2 separate regions of the Homo sapiens genome follow, and region 2 is linked to region 1. A link is a loop called in an ENCODE intact Hi-C map of the cell type or tissue named here. Cell type or tissue: HCT116. All regions are shown on one strand. Links, peaks and the distances in the headings refer to the core of each region. The heading gives the core; the rest is flanking DNA. Region 1 overlaps DNMT3A (DNA methyltransferase 3 alpha). Region 2 overlaps DTNB (dystrobrevin beta).

Region 1 (8,000 bases), core at 1-8,000:
GATTCCCTGCCCCTAGGCCCCCTCCTCCCATCCCCTGCCTAGACTGAGCTGAAAGACCCTTCCTCTCCTATAGTTCCCCTACCCAGCAAGGCAACGGTCAGCTCCTTGAGGGAAGTGTGGGTGTCTGATTCATGCTGGCATCCAGAATGCCTAGACGGATGCATTTAGTCCAAGGCAGGCACTTGATGAATGACTGTCACAGAGTAGGTGCCTGACGTGAGTCCATAGACGCAAACAGAGACACACGTACAAATCTACAAACCCGTACAAATACAACTGTGTACGAGGTTCCAGTGCCTCTCGGATCTTTACGATTCCAGATTAGGAAACAAGAGGACTAAAACGTCCCTTCTAGACTTAAACATAATTGTCACTTTGCATTTATGTCATTCTTTGCAGCTTTCAAAGCACCTTCACATTTGGTGGCCTGTGAGATTAGGTGGTTCCTCTCTCTAAACATCTGAGGCTACGATCTGACCTACATTTCAACACTGCTCACTGGATGGATTATTTTAAGCCATATACAACGTCTCATTCTGATGCGCTGGGCTATGACGATAATAATCTCTCACATTTGCACTGAACGTGGTAATTAACAAAGCATCTTCACATATGTTATTTCATTGTATTCTTACACTTTACAGAAAGCAGAGCTGGTATTATTTTTTTCTGTTACACAGATGAAACACCTGAAGCTCAGAGAGATTATCTGACTTGCAGGGATCAGAGAGCCAGGAAAGGAGGCCTTTAGAACCAAAATTTACATCTTTTGTTTACCAGTCCATCGGTCTTTCTACTGCAACATGCCACTATACCCTACCATGTCAACAGGCACACACACAGTGACACCATAAAGATACAGGCAATCCAAGGTCAAGGCACACTGGCATTCACAGGCACAGACACTCTGGGCTGGCTGTGCCCAGACACAGGACCCCTCCCCACAAGAGATTTATGTCTCTTGAGGCCCTCACCTAGAGACAGCCAGCCTGACATACGTGTATTCCCTTCAGTACTTAAACCGGATGCTACTGACCCAGCATCGGTTGAGCAGATGTCTCGAGTTGGTGCTTGAGTCGAGGGGATGAACTTGCCGGATCTAGCCAGCTACTTGCCCGGGCCCCCTGGGACAAGAAGCATGCCCAGCCTTTGCCAGCTGGCTGGCTGGCCTCCCAGGGACTGTCTGTGGTCATGGAATTCAGTGAAACGAATTGGCTTCTGCAAGAGGCAGAGCCCTGTCCTGGGTTGCCTGAGCACCAGGCTCTGCAGAGCTACAGCCACACGCTTGCGTACCCCAATGCCACACAGACACTCACATATGCTTGCACACACACCCGTGCCCAGGCCAACCTGCAGAGGCTGATCCCAGCGTGAGGGGTCAGGCAGTGGGCTGGGAATCACTGTAGATGCGCATGGGCCCAGAGCCCTCCAAAGCCCCCTACTTTTTCTGATCTCAGTCACCTCCCAAGGCTCATCAGCCCTTTATTTCAATTATTCAACAATATCCGACAAGTAACCATTGACTGCTTAGGTCGTGTCATAATTACCGAGGAAAGCCTTCCATCCTCCTGAAAGGCCACTCTCCTGGAGGGGAGGGGCCGTGTCTCATTGGCGCCTCTGAGTCCCCCACAGCTCCTGGGTACTTGCACACAGAGGTGTTCCAGAAATGCTAAATAGCTGACAACGGTGGTGCCCATCTGGTTCCCAGGCCCTCGTGCCAGGGCTGCAGCCCCTTGTCCACAGCCTGTCCACCTGGCTGGGGCCTCATTGTCTTCTGGAGGTGCAGGGTGGGCCAGACCTCACACCCACGAGCAGCACACCTCAGCCCTGTCCACCTCTGAGGTCTCTATGTCACAAGGCCAGACACAGGGGTGCACTAAAAAAATCTATTGAGCACCTACTGTGTACTGGATACAAAGATAAACAAATAGGAAACTCGGTTCAGAGGGAGACAACAACATGTAAACAAGTACCTGATGCCATGCTGAGCCCAGACTGGAGTGTGCTACTGCTCTGCCTGTGGCCACTTCCATGGCACCAAGCCCACACATGTCTGCTCCTTCAGTAGCACACCCAGCTCTGCCAGCCCTTGCTTAATAGAGGGGAAGATCCAGATAAAACTACTTTGTAGCCGTGTGGCCTCTCTAAGCCCCAGTTCCTCATCGGTAAAATGGGGATGAGGAACCTCTGACCATCATCCTGCTCTGGGCGCCCCCTAACTAATCATGATGACAGAATGAGTCAATTACCGTGCAGAGAACACTCCTTTACATGCCCTTCCATGCAGCACAAACATTACGTGGGATGATTACAAGGAATATCCCTAATGCCCTGTGGCTCTCTGCAGAGGCAGCTGCAGGGTATGACCAGGACTCCTGTGCCAAGCCCAGGTACCAGAGAGGAAAGGCTCATTTCCCAATTATCCTGGGACACTGCTCCACCACTCAGCTCTATTCTTTTTCTTTTTTTTTTCCCAGCCAGGGTTTCACCATGTTGGCCTTGAACTCCTGACCTCAGGTGACCTGCCCACCTCAGCCTCCCGAAGGGCTAGGATTACAGGCATGAGCCACCACACACCGCAGCTTTTTTTTTTTTTTTTTTTTTTTGAGATGGAGTTTTGCTCTTGCCACCCAGGCTGGAGTGCAATGGCGAGATCTTGGCTCACTGCAACCTCCACCTACCAGGTTCAAGTAATTCTCCCACCTCAGCTTCCCAAGTAGCTGTGATTACAGGCACGCACCACCACGCTGGGCTAATTTTTGTATTTTTAGTAGAGACGGGGTTTTGCCATGTTGGCCAGGCTGGTCTCCAACTCCTGACCTCAAGTGATCCATCTGCCTTGGCCTCCCACAGTGCTGGGATTCAGGTGTGAGCCACTGCGCCTGGCCCATTCTTCTATTCTGCACAGCTGAGCCTGGCCTTTCCTGCCCTGGCCCTGGGCGACTCACCTTATCAGCAGGGCTGGGCTCCATCCCTAACCCGGCCATTAAGAGCAGGAGGGACCCAAGTGACTGTGGCCCCTCACCTAGGCCCCTGAAGGGATCTACAGCCCCTGCCATCAGGAGTTAGGTCTCATCACCACTTGCCTTGTTTTACTTTTGTTCAAGGGATAAAGGGAACTCAGGCCTTTAGTGACTGATGACCCAAAGAGAGACAACATTCCCTTCACGTGCTAGGCTCTCAGTGGACTCTAAGCCCACACTCTGTCCCCACCCATGGTTTCCTACTCTTCTCCCACGCCCCTGCAATTCATGGGGCGGCAGTGGGTGTAAACCACAAAGGTGTAGGTAGGTAGGTAGGTAGGCAGGTAGGTGGGTGGGTGGATGGGTAGGTAGATATCCAAAATAAATTATAAAGCTAACTTAACATATGCTATGTCCTGGTGTTAACCACTTGCACACACCATCTCGTCTGAACCTCTCAAGCCAACTAGGAGCTGTTTTCCTGCTCACAGCCATGTTTCCAAGTCACGTGACAGAGTCCAGCTTCAACACAGGCCCTTCTGCAGGGGCCAAACAACCCCCATCCAAGACTGTACTGACCAAGATTAACTACATTTGACATGTAATAATGTCCAATTTAAGAGAATTTTAGAGAAACCGAAGCCCAAAATGTAGGTCCTGCTCAGCTCAGGGATGGGCACTGTTTACATCACAAACCTGCTAAGCACGCCCAACCCTCTCCTAACTCCCCCGAGATCAGAGTGAGCGCGCCATTATCGCTGGCTGGGTCTCTGAAGAGGTGAGGGTGCAGCGGCTTTTCTATAGCTATTTAAACATACTAAGAAGGATGCTCTTTGAAATGACCTTACCGCAACCACTGTCAAGCAAAGAGCCAGCCCTAAGTGACCATGTGGGGGCATCTGAGTGCAAGAAAGGCAGAACATGCCCAGGAGCAGGTGACAGACCGCGGGCAGCAAGAATGACTGCCACTGGAACTGGCAGGGACCCCACCCAAGGATGGAGGCCCTTGTACTTGCAGACCAGAGTGGAGAGAGCCCACGAGAAATCAGTGGCTGCCAGGCCTCTGGGCCAGACTTTGATGGGGAGGGGAAAGGAGGAACCGCAGCCCCAATGCTGCCCACAGATGCATACACACACACACACACACACACACACACACACGCACGCACATGTGCAAACACATAAGTGCTGTGTTTCCCCAGCACAAAGATGCACCCCAGCTGCAGCTTCTACTACAGGCAGGAGAAGGCTTGATCAGAGGAGCTGCCCAGCAGGCCTCACCCACCCCTGGGGGGCAGGCATGGCTTACCCACCTCGATGTCTTCCTACCCCTCTACTAGGCCCTCCAAGCACGGTCACTCAGTTCATCCAACAGCCTTGCGGAGCCCTGCTACATGCTAACTACCTGGAAAGGTACCTATGTCTGAAGAAAGGGAGGGAGGAAGAGAAGAAAAGAGGAGCTGTATGTCCAGGGAGGGAGAGGCAGGGAAGGAAGGAGGGCAGGAGGCAGGAAGAAATGGTAAGAAGCTGCATGTCTGCAGCAGTGCCTCCATCTGGTGTGTGTGCCTGTACACGCAGGTGGTGTGTGCAGTTCTTGCTGGAGATGAAGTGCCCCCAACTTCTCCCCAAGGGCAAGAGCGCCATTATGCAGTGAAAGGCTTTCTCCTGCAGCAAAAGTCCAGGGGAGGACTACGAATTCTCATCACATCACCACCGGGGGGCACTGTTCACTCCATCCCCCTTCACGCAGGAGACAGCCTAAGGAGCGCAGAAGCCAGCCTCATTCCAGCCTCAGCACTAGCACTTAACAAGCTGTGTGACTCTAGGCAAGTGACTTAACCTCTCTGAGCTTCAGTTTAGCCCTTAATAAGATAGAATGATGAAAATAATAGTGTCTACCTTATGCGGCAATTGTAAGAATTAAATAAGATAGGCCCGGCGTGGTGGCTCACGCCTGTAATCCCAGCACTTTGAGAGGCCGAGGCGGGTGGATCATGAGGTCAGGAGATCGAGACCATGCTGGCTAACATGGTGAAACCCCGTCTCTACTAAAAAAAAAAATACAAAAAATTAGCTGGGCATGGCGGGCGCCTGTAGTCCCAGCTACTCAGGAGGCTGAGGCAGGAGAATGGCGTGAACCCGGGAGGCAGAGCTTGCAGTGAAACAAGATCACGCCACTGCACTCCAGCCTGGGCAACAGAGCAAGACTCCGTCTCAAACAAAAAAAGAATGGAATAAGATAATGCATGCACATAGCACCCGGCAGTCGGCGTTCAATGCATCTTAGCCATTGTGTTTCTGAGGCCAGAGGAAAGGGGACAGAACTGAGAACAGGGGCCTGGCCTGGGGCTGTGGACTCCCCTCTGATTCATATTTGGGGATCTGAGGTGGCCCTTGGACTGTTCTTGGTCCCCTGTCCTGCTCCCTCTGCCCCCCACCCTCTGCTCCATACTCCCCTCTAAGCTCTCAGCCTCCCCACTGCTTGCCTCCCCACCCACCCTCCATGAGGCCAGCCCCCTCCCTCTGCTGCGGCAACATTTACCAGCTGACTCGCCCTGACCACAGCCCCAGAGCTCGGCCTGCCTCCTCCCCATCTCCCCAAGCAGCCCTGCTCTGCCCACCATATGGATGGCGGGTAGGGCAGGCGGCAGGTGCCAGGGGGACACACACAGGCCACTCTGTACACTCCCAGCCACAGCATGGCTGCCTCAGCCCAGCACCCACAGCTCTGCACTCCGCCTCCCTGATCCTGGGCTCCGGGATTATTCTCCTGTGGGAGGGTCTTGGCTACTCTCATTTTTCTTTCCGTTCTATCCGTAAAATATTTCCCAAGCACCCACTCTGTGCTATTCCAGGTCCGGGGGATTCACATGGAAGAAAAGGGCCGTGACCCTGCGCTCCAGGCTAGCAGTGGGCAGAAGTTATCTACACCAATAGTTCTCAACATCTGTGCGCAACAGTATCCCCTGGAGGGATGGTTAAAGGTGCCCGGCTGGGTCCCATCCCCCGAGTTCTGGCTCAGCAGGTCTGGAATGGGGCCTGAGCTTTGCCTTCCCAGGTGATGCTGAAGTTGCTCATTTGGGGATCCCACTTTGAGAACCACTGGTCCCCTGCAAACTATAATACAAGGCCAACTACAGCCTGGGCTTTGAGGCTTTGACCAGGGAGGAGAAGAGATTAGGGAAAGGGCCCATGCGGCAGAGGGAGCAGCATAAACAAAGACCTGGAGACTCCAGGAAGTATGGGAGTGGGGCTGGAGTGAAAGGTGCATGGAGGCGGGGCTGGGGGCGGGGGCGGGGAGGGGGGGCGGCGGTGGGCAGAGGCTAGAGGGCCACATGGGGCCAGGCAGTGGAAGGGCCATTGGTTGGCCACACCCCTTCCATCTGGCTTGCCAAACAGTTCCTTTGTGCACAGTGCCCCTGGCACCTGTGCCAGGCTCCCTGGGCTGCAGACCAAGCCTGTGTCTTCCCCTCTGCAGCTACCAGCACCCCTGCCGCAGGCCTGGCTTTCATGGGCTGCTGTGGTGGCTGTCAGTGTCTCTCCCCACCCTCCCTGGGCGGCTCCCTGGAGGTGCTGGAGCCAGCCCAGAGGTGCCGGGGAAGTGTGCCAGGTGAGCCAGCATGCGTGGTGTAGGTGTGGGCGGCTGGGGAGGAGGCCTGGCTATGGCCCAGCCCTTATCTATCCAGATCACTGCCATCTTTTGGCATGACCCCTCCTGCTGGGGTGTGAGTGTGCACTCTATCAGCACCGGGATCTAGGGCTGGGTGTGTGTTTGTTGCCGCTTGAGCCAGAGCAGTTACTATGGGTAGATAATAATAGCAATCGTAATCCCTCATAATTGGACCAGACTTTGCTGTCTGCAGGTCACTTCCATGCCCATGACCTTATCTGACTTCCACAACCACCCTTTAAAACAGGCAAGGCTGGAGTCACTATCCCCATTTTCCAGCTGAGCAAACACAAGCCCAGATGGCCTGAAGTCACATCTCCAGTAAGTGGCATACTCAGGACTAGGACCTGGGATTTCTGACTCCTGGTCCAGCGTTGCTTCTCAGTCCTGAGCTATTATAATGCAGATCCTGACCTGCTCCCGTCCATTGGTGGTGGCCTGGGGCTCCGCAGCCCAGAGCAGCAGCAGCGGCGTGGGAGTACAGTCCAGTAACAGGAGGAGTTTGTCCCAGCTGTCCCCACCCTCCCCACCTGTGGGGAGCAGCTGACCAGTGACTGCCAGTGCATTGATGGGGAGCTGCGTCAGCAACTGTCAGGACATCGGACCCAGAGTGGGGCGACACTCGGGGTCACCTTATCCGACAGAGAAAGCAAGCCAGGCCCAAGAAGGGGAGGGAGTCAGCCATGGCCACAGTTGCCACTCCAGAGCACAGACAGCGGCAGGTGTCCCCAACTCTACGGCCAAAGGGCTTGGGTCTTCATGCTGCTTGAGTCCTGAGCGGGGGCAGCCTAGGGGCCCGCAGGTATCCAGGACTATCAGTTCTTTTCCCATGGATTCAGAAGGGAGGAGCCTGATCGGTCGCCCCGGGCGTCCTGCCCAGTGGGCCGCAGCGCATGCTGGCTTTCTGACCTGCTCTGGCTGACTGGGTGCACACACCCCCACGGTGCTCTACAGGGTGCTGGGCTGGGAAGGCAGGTCCCTGGGCGTCATGTGCACTCCTGGGATGTGTACATGTGTCCCTAGCAGGACCTATGCAGGTAGGGCTGTGGGAAGGGCTCGGACCTGGGAGACAGGAGAACAGGCTGTCATCTGGACCTGCCACTGCCCAGCGGGGCTCAGCTTCCTCATCTGTAAACTGGGGCCATCTGTCCCTGCCCCATTTGTTTCAAGAGTTGTCCCCAAGGACCAAATAGAACCATTGATGGAAAACTAGGAAACAGAAACACACTCTGAAGAATGGTAAACCCAGGAAGGAGCTGAGCACGCAAGAGGGAGGTCTCAGAGCTGACACCCTTCAGGTAGGGTGCTGGCTGCCTCTAGCCCCAGAGTGCCCAGGGCCCCCAAAGCTGGTGCCAGGTGTCCACCTT
Region 2 (8,759 bases), core at 341-8,340, 360 kb after region 1:
TCATCTGATTTTCAACACAGGTACCAAGACAATTCAAGAGAGAAAGGACAGTCTTTTCAACAAGTGGTGCTGGAATGAAACTGCAGTATATTCATACTAATTGTGGCATATACATACAATGGAATATTGTTCAGCCATAAAAAGGAATGAAGTACTGAAGCATGCTACAACATGGATGAACCTTGAAAACACTATGCTAAATGAAAGAAGCCAGTCATAGAAGACCATGTATTATATGATTCCAGTTCTATGAAATGTCCAGAATAGGTAAATCCATAGCAACAGAAAATTAATCATTGGTTTCCAGGGGTTTGTGGAGGGTTGACGGGGGAAGGTGAATAGGGAGTAACTGCTAATGAGTACAGGGTTCTTTTTAGGGATGATGCAAATGTTCTGAAATTAATAGTGATGGTTGCACAACTCTAGAAATATACTAAAAACCACTGAACTGTAGGTTGAATTATATGGTATGTGGATTATATCTCAAATAAGTTAAACAGAAAAAAGATATCTTACTATGCATAACCCTAAGGTAATCGTTTTCACTAAATATTATATTGCTAAGATTCACCCTGTTGTTCATTTTTTTTAACGCTGTATAATTCCAAAACTGCATTTTAATCTACTCTCCTACTGATGGAAATCTGAGTTGTTTCTAGTTTTGTTTTTTTCTATCGTGGACAGTGTTGCTACAAAACGTTGTACCTGTCTCTTGCTGCACAAGGTCAAGAGTTTATCTTGGGTGTGTATCTAAAAAAGGAATTGCCAAAATGTTTTTTAAAGTGCAACAAAGTACATTCCTGTCAGTGATATATCAGAGATCCTGTGAATTCACAATCTCTCCAACACTAGATCCACCAGGCTTTTCAAATTTTGCCAACAGCATGGGTATATGATATCATCTCATTGTGGTCTTGATTGGTATTTCTTTGATCACTAATGAAGGTACCCATCTCTAATATGTTTACTGGTCATATGTGTTTCCTTTTCTGTGAGGTGCCTGTTTATGTCTTTTGCAATTAAGCTTTTGTTACAGTAGTCTCAAAATATCTTTTAATCTCAACATAAGGAAGGACTTTCTAAGCAAAAGTTTGCCTAAGTTAAACTACACTTAAATCTAAGTATCAAAACTCATGAGAAAGATGAAAAGACAAGTCACTAACTGGGAAAAGAGATCGGCAATGCTTATAACCAACAACTGGTATCCACGATATGCACAGAATTTGTACAAACCGGTAAGAAAATCTGACCTAAGATATAAGCAGGCGATTCACAGAAGAGACAACAAAAATGGAAAACAAATACATAAAAAGTTGCACATAATAACTCAAGACTAAACTATAATATCTAAGGATCCACAGTTGGGGTAGAAAACCATAAAGGAATCCAAGGAAGGGATTACTATACAAATCAGGACAGCGATTGCTTTGGGGGGAAAGGAAGGGGCTATGACTGGGATGAGGTACATGGAGGAGCTTCTAATAGGGCTGGCAGAATTCTATTTCTTCACCTGGGTGAAGATGACAGAAGCGTTTGCTCTACAATAATTCACTAAGCTATGATTTTTTTAGTATCTGTTTAATTCTGCAACACAAAATTTACAAAAATATAATTTACCCATCACACACATCAAATGAAAAAAATGAGTCTGAAAATACCATTTATATTGGCAAAAATATGAGGTGACATGAATTCTCATATATTGCTGGTGAAAGCATAAATATAACAGCAAAAGCAGTATCTAGTAATATTAAAAATGGATATAGGCCAGGCGCAGTGGCTCCCACCTGTAATCCCAGTATTTTGGGAGGCTGAGGCAGGTGGATTACCTAAGGTCAGGAGTTGGAGACCAGCCTGCCCTACATGGTGAAACCCCGTCTCTACTAAAAATACAAAAAATTAGCTGGGCATGGTCGTGGGCGCCTGTAGTCCCAGCTACTCGGGAGGCTGAGGCAGGAGAACTGCTTGAACCCAGGAGGTGGAGGCTGCAAGGAGCTGAGATTGTGTCACTGCACGCCAGCCTGGGTGACAGAGCGAGACTCCGTCTCAAAAAAAAAAAAACAAAAAAAACAAATGGATGTATCTAATTACCCAGAAATTCCCTTTTTACAACTATGTCCTGAGGAGACACATACAAGAATGCTTATGATGATATTGTTTCTAAACACAAAATCAGAAACAACCTAAATGTCCATCAACAGAAGCATGGGAAAATAAAATTATAGTATAGTCAATCGCACAACAGAATAAAGCAGGGCTACATTTATCGAGATGGATCAATTTCACAATATTAAGTGAAAAAAGTTACAAGAGAATACATAAAAAATAATATTATTTCCATAAAGCTTAAAAACATGCATATTAACAGAAGCAGGACTGGGACTATGGTGATGTGAACGAGGTACCTGGGGCACAAAATTTAAGGAAGCATCACCCTGGGGGTCATGCAAGCCCATGGCTGAGGGGCTCCTTACATTGGGGACCTAGGTGCCTCCTCATCTCACCCTGGCCCTGGCCCTGAATATAACATACAAATATACAAATACACACACACACACACACACACACACACAAACACACACACACACACACACACACACAGCAAAAGTATAAAGAAGTATATGGAAATGGTAATCATCAAATTCAGAAAAGAGAGTATCTCTGGGGATGGAAACAGAATTATGACCGCAGAGGTATACCAACTCCACTGGCTATATTTTCTTTCTTAGGCTGGGTTCTAGGTACAATATAGTCTTCTTTTTTTGTGCTCCATTTACTTAAGTGGAAACATATTTTTTTAATTTTACTTTAAGTTCTGCGATACATGTGCAGAACGTGCAGGCTTGTTACATGGGTATACATGTGCCATGGTGGTCTGCTGCACCTATTGACCCGCCATCTAAGTTTTAAGCCCTGCATGCATTAGGTATTTGTCCTAATGCTCTCCCTCCCCTTGGCCCCCACCCCCCAACAGGCCCCTGTGTGTGTTGTTCCCTTCCCTGTATCCATGTGTTCTCACTGTTCAACTCCCACTTATGAGTGAGAACATGCGGTATTCTGTTTTCTGTTCCTGTGTTGGTCTGCTGAGAATGATGGCTTCCAGCTTCATCCATGTCCCTGCAAGGACATGAACTCATTCTTTTTTTATGGCTGCACAGCATTCGATGGTGTGTATGTGCCATATTTTCTTTATCCGTTCTATTATTAATGGGCATTTGGGTTGGTTCCAAGTCTTCGCTATTGTAAATAGTGCTGCAATAAACACAATGTGCATGTGTCTTTATAGGAGAATGATTTATAACCCTTTGGGTATATACCCAGTAATGGGATTGCTGGGTCAAACGTTATTTCTGGTTCTAGATCCTCGAGGAATCCCCACACCATCTTCCACAATGGTTGAACAATATATTATTCTTTATGCTTTATATGTACTATTTCTTTATAACATTTTAGATCATCTACTTTTAGTAAATTCTCTGGTAAGTCTTATCCTGAGTGTTTTAGCGGGGGTGGGGAGCACAGTTCTCCATATATTTCCATATATTTTATTATTGAAACAGAGTATACCAAATACCATAAGCTCTGTACTTTTATCCAAATATACATGAACTCCCATGAACTCTAAAATTTGGTACAATAGCCATCATTTCAAAATCTTCAGCAACGTGTTCTACCAGTATCTCAACAACAGTTGCTAATACAGGATACTTTTCAGTTTTACACCAAACTCAAATTATTTATCTATATATCATTTCAGCCACTGTTACCAAACAAGAAGAACAAGAGTTTATGACTTTTTGTCTTTTATTCCTAAACCTCAAAAGGAACTTCTAAAAATGTATTATTAACCTTAATAAAATTTTAAGGTACTGGATTATGACTGACAATCACTGAAAAACATCAATAAGTCTGTCTTTATATTCTGAATATTTAGTTTTTAAATATCTCAATTTATAAGATTAGCCCATAATATCATTAGTAAATACCTTCAGGTACAATGTACTCAACAGTGTATATAAGTCCATATTTTAAATAGTATTTTTAGTAATTCTAAGCTATTTTTTATTACTGCTTTTTCATCAATCTGATGAGATCACCATTGTTTTTATATTATGCATTTGACTGACAAGTTCATAATATAAATAGAAGTATCCACTCTGTTTCTTTCTGGCTGTTCACGTGTATTTGTATTATTACTTCAATCTTCTGCTGACTCTGAAACTTCAATCTGCATTTTCTTTGCAGGAATCTTTGTGAGCCATCTGTCTATTTAGCAAAGTTCATTTTATTCAAATCAGGTAATATGATCTGAAAGACCACTAAACCCAGCAGAGGTGAACTAAAACATGTGCTAAAACAATATAAGCAGGTAAATAAGGAGGATCACAGTATCAGCCCCTCCAGGCGGTGGGGTTCCCTAGCTTACCGTACGTGACAGACATCATCAGACACACAGATGAAGTAAAGTGTCAACCTATGGGTCAAATACTGGTAAAACTTGATTGCTCATATTTTCTTGTAACACCCTGCCTAGAGGATCATTTTACATACCTCCCACTTTGGAGACTATTGCTCTTTTTAAAAGTAGGTGAGAAGACAAGACCGTGCTGAGCTTGAGGAGATTTTCAGGATTAGGGGTGTTAGAAGTAGAGAGGAAACTAAAGTCTAAGTGGTCAGGTAACTTGGCCTGAAGTTGCAAAGCTAGGAATCTGCGGAGTTGACCATGACGATGCTAAAGCGCTAGAGCCCATTTTCTTTCTATTGTGTCACATCGCCCCCTCCAGGGCAACATGAGGCCTCAAGGAATAAGGAAAGAACACAGGTCCCAAAACTGTGGTGCTGGATCAGACCTTAAATCATGGAGCTAAGTAGGATCTGAAGAGAGTGCAGCAAAAAGTTTGGATCCTTGTTAGTTCTTACACTCTGTTCTATTCATAGAAAATAGAGTGTTTCACACCTGGACTACGTCTACACGCAGAAGTTACGTAACTCCCACAGTAAAGACTAAAGGAAAAGGAGAGAAGGCTTTGGAAGTGTCTCCAGGATGTCTCTGTACATGCCTTTGTGTTAAATAGCCTTTATTTCCTTTCCATCTTTTTGTTAATTTCTTAACCCTGCCAGCTCTCAGCTACGTCAAAGCATCCAAGTATTGAAATTTCTTATGTAAGTTCACCACCTCCCACCATCTCCCTGTCAGTTTTTCTTTGGATGTCCATTTAATTAAGAAGTCAGTGAGGGGCCAGGCGCGGTGGCTCATGCCTGTAATCCCAGCACCTTGGGAGGCTGAGGCGGGTGGATCACGAGGTCAGGAGATGGAGACCATCCTGGCTAACACAATGAAACCCAGTCTCTAATAAAAATAGAAAAAAATAGCCAGATATGGTGACATGCGCCTATAGTCCCAGCTACTTGGGAGGCTGAGGCAAGAGAATCCCTTGAACCCAGGAGGTAGAGGTTACAATGAGCTGAGATCGTGCCACTGCACTCCAGCCTGGATGACAGAGCAAGACTCCGTCTCAAAAAAAAAAAAAGTTAGTGATGACTAAGACTCTCATTAACACTTAGTTACAACAAGCCAAACTTTATTGAAAGAGAACTTCCTTGCTTATTTCAGAAAAATTCTCAAATATTCTTCCTTTAATACTTCTTTTCTCTTCTCTTTCAGATTTAAAAAAAAAAAAAAAAGGCCAGGGAAAATAAATGTTCATAAAACCTTAAAGATTTGCTTTTTACAAATCTGAGAGAGTTCTCTAGGTTCCAATAAAAAAATTCAGTAACTGCACTCCACTACAACAAAGAGTTCTGAGTAGCTAAATAACCTCACGGGGCTGTGGTAACTCTTAAATCAATATCATGTAAAGCATTTAGCACAATGGCATCCAGTAAGAGCCCAATAAATGTTAGCTACTATTATTGATATTATTAGGTACTATTCAAATATAGTGAAGTTACGATGATATTTAGTCCAAACCTGATTACTACAGCATTTCAGCCCTATTTTAACTTATATATAATGTTAGTATACAAAAATTCAAGTTTAAAATGTGTTTTCTTTAAAGGTTGTGAGGTTTTTTGTTAAAAGTGAATTAACAAGTAAATCATATACATCTGTTTCTCTCAGTTACCTACAACTCAGAGAGATCTGTCCTATTCTTGACATGTTAAAGAAGGGAAAAAATAATTTCAAGAAATGCCCCAAAAAAAGGCCTCCATAAAATTCAACACCCAATTAAAAATATTTACCAAGAACAGAAGAAAACTTCCTTAAATTGACAAAAGACATCTTCCAAAAACCAACAGTAAACATCATATCTAACAGTGAAACACTGGAAACATTACCACTCAGGAAAAAGATTAAAATGCCCATTATTATACTTATTCTTGTACTGGAAGGCCTAGGCAATGCCATAACAAAGAAAAAAGTCTTTGTATAAAGTTGAGAAAGGAGCTTGGCTAATTAAATCTTCTAGAAAGTGGCCAGTAAGTACATTCTTTGATGCATCCTCTCTGCTCTAAATACACAATAATGGATAAAATATTTTTTAACAATTTTTTTTAATTAGGCTCAAAAACAAGATAAACCTCTATTTGGAGAAACAGAATAGATACACAAAGTTGCAAGCAGGACTGAAGCTCTAGGCTTGCTGGATCCGGAGTCTAGACCAGGTGTGCACTTCCTGCAGGTAGTAATGACAGAAAGCAAAGGAGGATGAAGAAACGGAGATATCTGGGCCAGACCCACTGCTCAAGGCCAGCAATGATGCTGGAGCTGAAAGGAAGCTAAAAAATACTGCTGCCAATCTCTGCCTAGAACTACAGTTTATCTAATACTCTAGGCTTAGATAAGTGGGAAGATATAAACAGCCTCAGGACCATACTCTATGAGAGGATCGAAAATAGCCCAATTAACTCAAAGGGCAGGACCCTTGACCCACAATTATCATATCTGATTCTAGACTGAGGCCCAGTAGGTCAGCTGAAGCACCTGAAATATCACCACACAGAGGACAGTGGGCACAGAAGAAAACAAAATTAAAAAAAAAAAAAAGAAAAGAAAACAAAATCAAAAGCACTCACTCTGAAAATGGGTCTGTAATTTGGCTGGGTGTGGTGGCTCACGTCTTTAATCCCAACACTTTGGGAGGCTGTGGCAGGCGAATCACTTGAGGTCAGGAGTTTGAGACCAGCCTGGCCAACATGGTGAAACCCTGTCTCTACTAAAAATACAAAAATTAGCCAGGCGTGGTGGCGGGTGCCTATAATCCCAGCTACTCGGGAGGCTGAGGCAGGAGAATCGCTTGAACCTGGGAGGTAGAGGCAGAGGCTGCAGTGAGCTGAGATCATGCCACTGTATTCCACCCTAGGCGACAGAGCCAGACTCCATCTCAAAAAAAAAAGTCTGTACTTCAAAACACATGAAGAGATACACTGCAAGAAAGACAGCCAACAAAACCAATGACTAAATATTATTCCAGGTGAAGTTTAACTTTACAGAACAGTCTGACATACTTATTATATAAGTACATTTAGGGTACTTGGACATAAATTTTAAAAATTATTGGGAATGCAAATGATACAGTCACTTTGAAAGATAGTTTAATAGTTTCCTACAAAGCTTGATATATTCTTACCATTCGACCCAGCAATCACTCTCCTAGGTATTTTCCCAAGTGAGTTACAAATTTAATGTCTACACAAAAACCTGCACACGGATGTTTATAGCAGTTTTATTCAAAAATTGCCAAAAACTAGAAGCAACCAAGATGTCCTTCAGTAGGTGAACGAATAAACAAACTGTGGTGCTTCCATAAAAAGGAATATTATCATTCGGCGCTAAAAAGAAATGAGCTGGCCGGACGCGGTGGCTCACGCATGTAATCCCAGCACTTTGGGAGGCCAAGGCAGGCGGATCATGAGGTCAGGAGATCGAGACCATCCTGGTTAACATGGTGAAACCCCGTCTCTACTAAAAATACAAAAAATTAGCCAGGCATGGTGGCGGACGCCTGTAGTCCCAGCTACTCGGGAGGCTGAGGCAGGAGAATGGTGTGAATCCGGGAGGCAGAGCTCGCAGTGAGCCGAGATCGCGCCACTGCACTCCAGCCTGGGCCACAGAGTGAGACTCAGTCTCAAAAAATAAAAATAAAAAAAAGAAATGAGCTATCAAGTCGCAAAAAAGACTTAGAGGAAACTTAAATGCATACTGCTAAGCAAAAGAAGCCAATCTGAGTAGGCTCCATACTACATGATTCCAAATCTATGACATTTCCAACTCTGGAAAAGGTAAAACTATAGCCATGTAATGACATTTATTCTGTCTGTACTGTTGAGTATTTTACAAGTGAGCCCCTTGCAGGGTTGTAGCATGCAGTCATGCCATGTAAATGATACATGACATTACGCACTTGTCAAAACCCATAGAACTATACAATACAAAGAGTGAACTCTAAATCATGAACTTTAACAACAATGTATCAATATTAGTTTATCAATTATAATAAATGTAGCATACTAATGCAAGATGTTAATAATAGGAGAAACCATATGGGAAAGAGTGGGTATATGGAAACTCCATACTATTCAGCCACATTGGTCAAAATTGTGTTAATCTATTTTTATTCCATTATGTATATTGTTTTAAAAACTGTATTACTGACAATTGCACTTGAGTACATACACAAAAGAAATGGAAACAGAGACTTAAACAGACATACAGATACCAATGTTCATAGCAGCACTCCTTGTAATGGCCAAAACGG

What was found. A loop is a pair of places that touch in the nucleus more often than their neighbours do. Peaks named below come from ENCODE experiments on the same cell type or tissue, not always from the same donor. Only the 100,000 strongest peaks of a DNase experiment are listed, where the experiment ranks them.
Region 2: it touches region 1 in a loop (3-fold over the local background); 6 of 110 quality-filtered maps call a loop at or near these places.

The regions. Positions count from the first base shown.
Region 1 is chr2:25,304,877-25,312,876 of GRCh38, forward strand. All of the region lies in intron 2 of DNMT3A (DNA methyltransferase 3 alpha), which reads right to left. Among named protein-coding and RNA genes, the nearest start is that of MIR1301, 20 kb to the right of the region's middle. RefSeq lists enhancers at 721-1,221, 1,222-1,722, 3,572-4,073, 4,074-4,573 and a silencer at 3,764-3,925. In HCT116, for the core only: a CTCF peak has its summit at 4,694 (motif pointing right); DNase peaks (open chromatin) are centred at 4,715 and 6,575; H3K27ac peaks cover 1,470 bases.
Region 2 is chr2:25,660,108-25,668,866 of GRCh38, forward strand. The region is part of intron 1 of DTNB (dystrobrevin beta); the gene reads right to left. Among named protein-coding and RNA genes, the nearest start is that of DTNB, 9.1 kb to the right of the region's middle. In HCT116, for the core only: a CTCF peak has its summit at 4,777 (motif pointing left); a DNase peak (open chromatin) is centred at 4,774; H3K4me3 peaks cover 661 bases; H3K27ac peaks cover 670 bases.